Regions from separate parts of the Mus musculus genome. Here region 1 is linked to region 2. The links are chromatin contacts, found by Hi-C or POLR2A ChIA-PET in ENCODE. All regions are on one chromosome and are shown on one strand. Each heading gives the region's core, a stretch centred on a gene start or an enhancer-like site at or near the end of the contact. The rest is flanking DNA. Distances are from core to core; before and after follow the strand shown. Region 1 has its middle 33 kb from the start of Lncppara. Region 2 holds the start of D130051D11Rik (a long non-coding RNA gene).

Evidence for each region. Hi-C counts contacts between places; a loop is a spot of excess contacts on that map. ChIA-PET counts read pairs that join two places held with the same protein, here RNA polymerase II (POLR2A).
Region 1: a loop to region 2 is called in a map of left cerebral cortex, with 6 times the contacts of the local background. The contact joins the enhancer-like site here to the promoter of D130051D11Rik in region 2. A Hi-C loop is called at or near these places in 5 of 37 maps with a recorded cell type or tissue (heart and left cerebral cortex). POLR2A ChIA-PET finds 5 or more read pairs at or near these places in 3 of 5 experiments (Patski and embryonic stem cell).

The regions. Positions count from the first base shown.
Region 1 is chr15:85,669,035-85,672,473 of GRCm38, forward strand. No RefSeq gene overlaps it. Among named protein-coding and RNA genes, the nearest start is that of Lncppara, 33 kb to the right of the region's middle. Within about 2 kb of position 1,810, at least 3 of the 3 ENCODE cell types and tissues checked have a DNase peak (open chromatin) inside an H3K27ac peak, as active enhancers do; they include heart and left cerebral cortex, where a contact is called at or near this core.
Region 2 is chr15:85,632,080-85,636,062 of GRCm38, forward strand. It overlaps D130051D11Rik (a long non-coding RNA gene), which reads left to right and starts at 2,517. Exons shown (of 2, transcript XR_003951642.1): 1 at 2,517-3,956.

The DNA of each region.
Region 1 (3,439 bases), core at 560-3,059, 36 kb after region 2:
TGGTATCAGGAGACTGCCTAGCACAGGATCACCCTTTGCCACACTTCCTGATCGAGGCTGGGAACTCTCACAGTAAGGAGAATTGTAAAGGACCATACAGTGCCAGAAAAGATAGGTTTCACCAGCCCTGTGGCGAAGACTCGGCAGAGCCACTCTGGTATAACACTGAAGAGCCCCTGCCCTTCTGCCCCTGAGACTCTAGCCCTAGGACCTGGGTCCACAATACACTCTTCCACAGAAAAGAATGAAGCTCACTAGATGTGACTGTCTTCAGCTACTGGCAGTTGTAGAAAATGAAAGTTGATCAGGGCAGGATGTGTCCTGGATTTTTTCCCCCTCCCCCTAAACTGTATGTTCTGGGGTTGCCTGCACTGAAGTGGTGTGGCTGTTGTACAGGCCAGGGTCATGGTGGTCTACAGTACTTAGACTTTAACAGGTTTCTAGTAGTTAAAGGCCCTGACGGAGCCAGCAAGCCCAGGCTACCTTTATCTAGTATGTTCAGGTTCTCCCTCGTGGCAGTCCAATACAACGTGGAATGAAGTTTCCTGGGAAGCGGGACACACGAGGAACTTTTGAATTTACCAATGGCATAAAAAAATTATATTTTTTATTACAACGAGCAAGTTTCAATTGGTTGACAGAAATGGCGAGATATGACGTCAAAGGACACTGGTTAGAATGCCAAGGCCAGTGGGGAGGAGGAGGGGGGAGACAGGCACAGAGATTGTGGGATGGGCCCTGGAGGCCTTGTTCTCTCTGGCCCTGGTCGTCAACGGGCTATCATACACCTCCAGAACCAGCCAGGTCCAAGTGGCTGTGATCCAGAGCATGTCTGGACAGGAGGAGGGAATCCAAGTCTAGGGACCCTGTGTTCACATGTGTCTCTGAGAGCCTGAGGCCCAGGCTGGCCTGTGTTTGGAAAACGCTTGTGCGCGCCAGTGAAGCGATCTGAAAGACGCTGCGGCCTCCTTGGCATTCTAACCAATAACCAGGTCCTGGAGCCCAGCCGTCCCATTCCCCCTTTTAGGGGCCCGGGGTGGCCTGGAGCCAGCAGTGTCGCTGAAGGGCTGAGAGCAAAGCCATGGCCTTGAACTACCCTCGCAGCTCCCGTGCCCCAGTCCTAATAGCAGGAAGTTGTTTCCAGCGGGAAAGGAGCGAGCCTGGAGGTGGGCACCAGCTCTGGGCAACATGCCTCCGCGAATCCCATGCCTTCCCAGGCACCTTGCACGGCCCCTTTGCATGCTCAGTTCTGTGCATTACTTCCCATACCCATTCGAGAGGTTGTGTGCTCTCCCTGCCGTACCCCGCTGGGCACCGCGCCCCTTGCTCCGTTGGACTGGCTGGGTCGCCCATGCGCGCGCCCTTCCTGCGGGAAGCCACTGCCACTATCGGGCCCACAACGTTGTCTCAGTACGCTATCTAGAGCTCCGTGACCCTGGCGGCTGTCCTCTGCGCGTACCAGGCTGCGGGCGGGCAGAGGGGGATCCTGTAGACCGAGGGTCCCAATCGGCCCCGAGCGTGCACGCGCGTCCCGGTACTGCCCGCAATCATGGCAGCCAGAGCCTTGGAGCGCAGCCGCGGAGCGCGCCCGGGCAGCCGCCTCCGTGCCAAGGCGGCGCGGGTGGCGCGGGCAGCGCGGGCAGGGGACGCGCTCCTGCTCAGCCCTCCCCGCTGCGTTGGCCCCGGGGCTCTACCGGTGGGTCTCCGCGGTGCGGTGCCCAGTGGGGTGGGCGCGCGAAGGCGACGGGCGGGGCCGCGGGGCGGGCGCGCGCAAGCGGGGAGCGCCCGGGGCGGCGTGCCTGCGGGGGCGCGCACGCGGAGCTGCGGGGCCAGGCGCGGGGCCGGGGCGGCGAATCCGCAGCTCCCGCCGCCCTCCCAGCCCAAGCGCGCCCGTCTGGGTGGGGGCCGCCCGGGAGGGGCGGCGCCCGGACGCACGGGCCCGCAGCGGGCACAGCGGCCTCGTTGGTATTCCGGGCGCGTTCGCAACCCTGACCTCCCCGCGGAGCAGGGGTGCCCGGGTGCTCGGGCACGGCCGCCGCCACCGCCCCCGGGCGGTCTCCCCAGGACGCAGGGCGCGCGGGCGCCTCGCTTCCCTCGTCCCCTCCTCCCCGGTCCCCCGTGCCCCCTCCCCCGCCCCGATCCGGCGGCGAAGGGGTGGGCAGGGAAACGCGCTCTCTGGGACAGGTGCCAACTCCGAGACAAAAGACATAAAATAGGCGGCAACGGGGGAAGCGCGGCCAGCGCGCTCGGGCGGGGACCGCGGCGCCGCGGGGGCCGCATCCTCGGTGCGGGCCGGGGAAAGTTTGGGAAGTCGGTGCGGCCGCTCTGCAGCGGCGGGGGACGCGCGGCCCAGGCCGCCCTCCGAGCCGCGCTCGTCCTCTCCGCGCCGCTGCTGAATAATTCATGGCGCGCCCGCCGGCCATTAGCATGCACCGGGCGCGCGGCGCGTCTGTGCCAAGCCACCGCTGCATTCGGAGCCCGGGCAGCGCCAGACGAGTGGCCCGCTCCGTCCCGGTGCCCTCCGGCCGCCCCCGGTGGCTCTCACCGTGGCCACGCTCGCGCCCTGGGCCGCTGGGTCCCGAGCCCGCCCGACGGCCAGGCTCTGAGCGTCCGGGCCCGCTGCGCCCGCCTGGCCGCTCCGGGATGCACGTGAACTTGGAGAAAGTCACGGAGCACGCCGGCCCGGTCCTCCGCGGCAGGGCGTGGGCGCACGCGGGCCCGCACACTCTCGTTGGCGTCCGGGACAAAGGTCTCCAGTGGCGCCAGCCGTGGACGCGTGACTCGATCCTTCGGGCCACTCTTGCGTGGTGGGTCGTTGGATGTAAGACTGCAGAAGCCCGGAGAGCGGTGGGTCCCGGGTTTGGGGCCTCGCCGTAAGCTGGCCAGAGGCCGTCCCACCCTGCGAAGAGTTGCGGGAGCGGCTCCGCACTGCCCTCGGCTGTTTCTGCGCGCCCAGGAGCCCAACGCAAGTCACCCCGGACTCCAGCCAGCGGCCGCGGGCATGCCAGCGCAGCGCTAGCGGCGGCCAAGACGTGGTCTGGCAGGGCGGTGGACGTGTGCGCCGCGGGCATGATCAAGGTTGGAGAGGTAAGAGCCTTTTTCACTTTAGCTCCTTAGCATTTAAATATTTAATGGGCAGATTTCTAAGAGGGGTCCTACTGCAGGGATCTTTCAGAGTCGGGGACACATTCCAGGTAGGTTGCTCTCGAACCCAAAGCCAGGCAGCTTGCAGAGAACACCACACTGTCCTCCATCCGGAACTTGGGATTTGTGAAACACAGTTTCTGATCTCAGGTGTAGGGTCTGCTAGCCTTGTAGAGATTTTATCGAGCGTATAAAATATTATAGCAGACATTTTAAACAATAGAAAAGAGAAAACATCTGTTGGGGGGGGTGTTTGGAAATGTTGTTTGGAAGCCTAAGTCCTTTCTCAACAATT
Region 2 (3,983 bases), core at 1,267-3,766:
TGTCCTCCATGTATACATAAACACATACACACACTCCAAAAAGTCTTCCCACCCCAAAAATGCCTTTAGGGGGTGTTAACATAGTTGTAAGGGTATTATTGAGGAGGCTGGCTAAAGGGCTCAGGAGGTAAAGGTGCTTGCCCCACACGTTCGCCAGCTTGAATTTGATCCCTGGAACCCACATAAAAAGTCTGATTTACGTCAGGCATGTATCTAATTTCAGCACTTCGGCGAGATGGGAGTCAGAAACGGGAGAATCAGCTGCAAGCACAAGGGTCAGCTTGCCTGTACTGCGCAGCAGAAATGAGCTGCCCTCCCTCAAGGAGGTGGAAGGAGACACTCCTAAAAATCGTCCTCAGACTTCCTCATGAATATTAATAAGCTTTTTTTTTTTTTTTTTAATGTACTGTTTCCACAGCATTAGGCATCCACTCCTTGCTATGCAGCCATCAGCATCCATTTCCACACCTTCTCATCCTAAACTGAAACTCATCTGGTCACTAAGAACTTTACACTTCCTCTGGCCTCAGAGCCTAGAAACGCCATTCTCCTGTCTATGGGCTCGCCTGAGGATCTGTTGAATGGGCCTCATGATTGGATACTTTGTGTCTAGCTTTCTTCACCTAGCCCTGTTTTCAGGGTTCAATTCTGTTGTAGCTGATTGGAGAACTTGATTCCTTTCTAAGCCTGCTGATGCCCCTTTGTTTGTGTTTATGCTATCAGCTTCACCCACTGACCCATCCATGACCCTTTGGGAGCTGTTTCTAGAATTTCTACCTTTCCTCTCCTTGGAGCAGGAGTGCACAGCAGACTGACAGCATTCCTGCTTTCAAGTCCTTGGTTACATACTGACAAGAGAAATTGCTGGGCCTTGTGGTAGCTCTGGCTTTTCCATAAAGGTTTCTGTAGCAACTACGTCATTTTGCATTCCTACCAGCAATGTGAAAAGGTTCCAGATTCTCCACATACTTGCCAACACTTTTTCCATTTTTCCATTTTTGTGCTTTTTTTTTTTTTCTGTACTTGCAACCTTAGTGTGAAGTGTTTTGTGAATTTGGTTTTTTTTTTTTCCCCTCTGTTGATTGGCCACAATGAGTATCTTGTTGGCTGTATGGGTCTTAGCTACTTAGTCTTTAAAAACATTTAAGTCCTTTGCCTATAATTAAATTAGGGATTTCATTGTTGAGTTTTAGTTCTTTATGTAATCTGGACACTAGGTATCTATTTTTTGGCTACAAGTGATTTATCACTTGTTGAAACATTGTTACCTTTTAAATGTAGAAAACTCAAAAGAGGGCCGAGCTTGGTGGCTCAAGCCTTTAATCCCAGCACTCCGGAGGCAGAGGCAGGCAGATTTCTGAGTTCGAGGCCAGCCTGGTCTACAAAGTGAGTTCCAGGACAGTCAGGGCTATATAGAGAAACCCTGTCTCGAAAAAACAAACAACAAAAACAAACAAAAAACAATAACAAAAACAAAAGAGAGAAAGAAAGAAAGAAAGGAAAACTCAAAAGAGATGGAAACAAGACGGCCTATGAGAGTTAAATAACAAAGGGGTTTCCCATCTAGGGCTGTGTGGGGCCACAAATAGGGCTATGGTCAGACCCTCACAGCAACACCAGCCACAAAAAGACAAAGGGCAAGGTAGTACTGTATAGTATTGTCCCTATTTCTGTTTCAAATATACATAGAATTATAAAAATAGAAACGTCAAAATGTTAACACTAGTGATCTTAAATAATCAGAGTGTTTATTTGTTTTTGTTGTTGTTTTTTGTGTTGTTGTTGTTGGTGTTTTTGAGATATAGCCCTGACTGTCCTGGAACTTGCTCTGTAGTCCAGGCTGGTCTCAAGAGCAGAGATTCACCTGCCTCTACCTCCCAAGTGCTGGGATTAAAGGAGTGTGCCACTACCTGGCATATTGATCAGGTTTTTAAAAATTCTTGTCAACTTTCTAAATTTTCTCCAGTAACGTATGATTTTTGAGTTGGAAAATTATAAAGTTTTTGTTTGTTTGTTTGTTTGATACTAGAATGGAAGCCAAGGTCTCCTGTCTGCTAGGAAAGGACTCTACCAACTGAGGTACACCCTTAGATCAAGAACTGGGTATTTTTAAGGTATTCTCAAGTGTTACTGCAATTTTGCAAGACTCTTTACATCACGTACACAGCCTCAAAAAAGGAAAAATCTCACGAGGAGCTTGAGGGTTACCCGTTTTCTTCCTCCTTGCCAAGATTTACAAACTCCAAGGGCAGGAAAGCTTTCAGAACAGAAAAGTCTGACTAAAACGAAAATCTGATTCAAGTGAAATGCAGCCCTAAGGTTCACAGTGACAGGCTGAGAGCCCGCCCTGAGTCTGCGCAAACTCATTTAGGCCGCGCGCAGAGGCTCCGCCTCCCGCCTGCCCGCACTAAGGTTGGGCGTGCCCGGCGCCAGGTCCCGCCCACATACCTAGGCCCCGCCCCACACGCAGGCCTCGCCCCGGAGCCGCAGCCTGCTAGGCCGTAAATTTGCATTCAGAGCTGGCCGACCCAGGGCCCGCCCACTCTGTGCTTCACTCCGCCCGCACCGCCCGCGACCCCGGAAGTCGGAGATGGTGGCCCAGTGGCTCCACCTCCAGCTGGGCAAGGCTCCGCCTCTAGACAGGGCCCCGCCTCTCAGCTGCGAACCGCGGCCTCCAAGTATGCCGCACCCTGGACTTCATTTCCGGCGCAGGCTACTTAGAAGTCACGCCCCCAGACTCGAGAGGCCCCGCCCTACGTCTACCGCGAGTCTGCTTCCGGGGTGGAGCGTGAGAGTTGTGTGTTATTTTAAGGGCTGTGGGCGCCGTGGGCGCACTTCTGCCTTTTCTGCTCCCTCTGTACCCCCTCAAGGTGTGAGCGTGGAGCTTTCTAGGTCCCTAGAGGGGGCAGGCCACGGCACCGTCTTGGCGGCGGAGTCCTGGCACCGGGAACCCGAGGCCCCTCCTACTTTAGACTGTAGCCTCCCTCTGTACCAGGAGCGACGTGGCCCTGCCGGGTGCTCAGCCCTATCCAAGAAATGCAGAGCCCAGGCTAGCCCCGCAGTGTGAACGCCCCTTTTGGAGGTCTGCAGGCCCAGAGACGAGAGCGCCTATTTGTTGACAGCCACTTTTCAGGAAGGCCCGCACATGCTTCTGATGTGCTGTCGCAGGGCTCCTAGCCACTGTGGCCAGCACTGTCCCTCCACAGAGAGACAAGTCCTTCCACACCCTGGTTCTGATTCTCTGGTTTAATCTGTTCTGCTCAGCTGGAGCACATAGTTCCTTTCCGTGGTCACCTCTCGTCGCCAGCACTGCCCCGTTCATCATTCTTTATTCCTAGCCAGAAGACTTTAAGCATCCTGGAGGTGCCTGATGTCCCCACCCCAACTTGTTCACCGAGACCATCAAATAAAGGTTCTTTAACCTTTAATAATGGCTCATACAGAGGACCCACTGTGGCTTAAAACATCATGGGGTTGCTTAATCTACTAAATGTCCTGGCTTATCAACTCAGCACACTGGAGCATGTGGTTTCCCCTGGTGATGGCCAGCGTTGAGAAAGGGTGCTTATATCGCATTATCACCAGCATGGAAGAGATCAAACTCAAAATCCCAAGTAGTGTTTCTGCTGATGCCTGTCGCTTCTGCACCATTACAAGATCAACCCCCAAATGAAACATTGTAGATTGTGCATCATTTGTGCGCTGTCTTTCTTTGTACCGGAGTCAGGAGTGGGTTGCAGAAGATGGTCTCTATGATGCCTTTGAAGAACATGGAAAAGTAGGTGATTTCCAAGCATCTGGTTTGTTGGACCAAGCCTGCCAAGCCACTCTCAGGGACAGAATGTGTATGAAAGAGACCACCCAGTGTTCTCATATATAATTTTGAAGAAACCAGCCTTGTGCACTGAGAGTGCCTCTCTCTTCTGCACCTACTGCTCTCCTTGGGATAGCCTAAGGTATCTTATTGGTTCCATAGTGTCTTT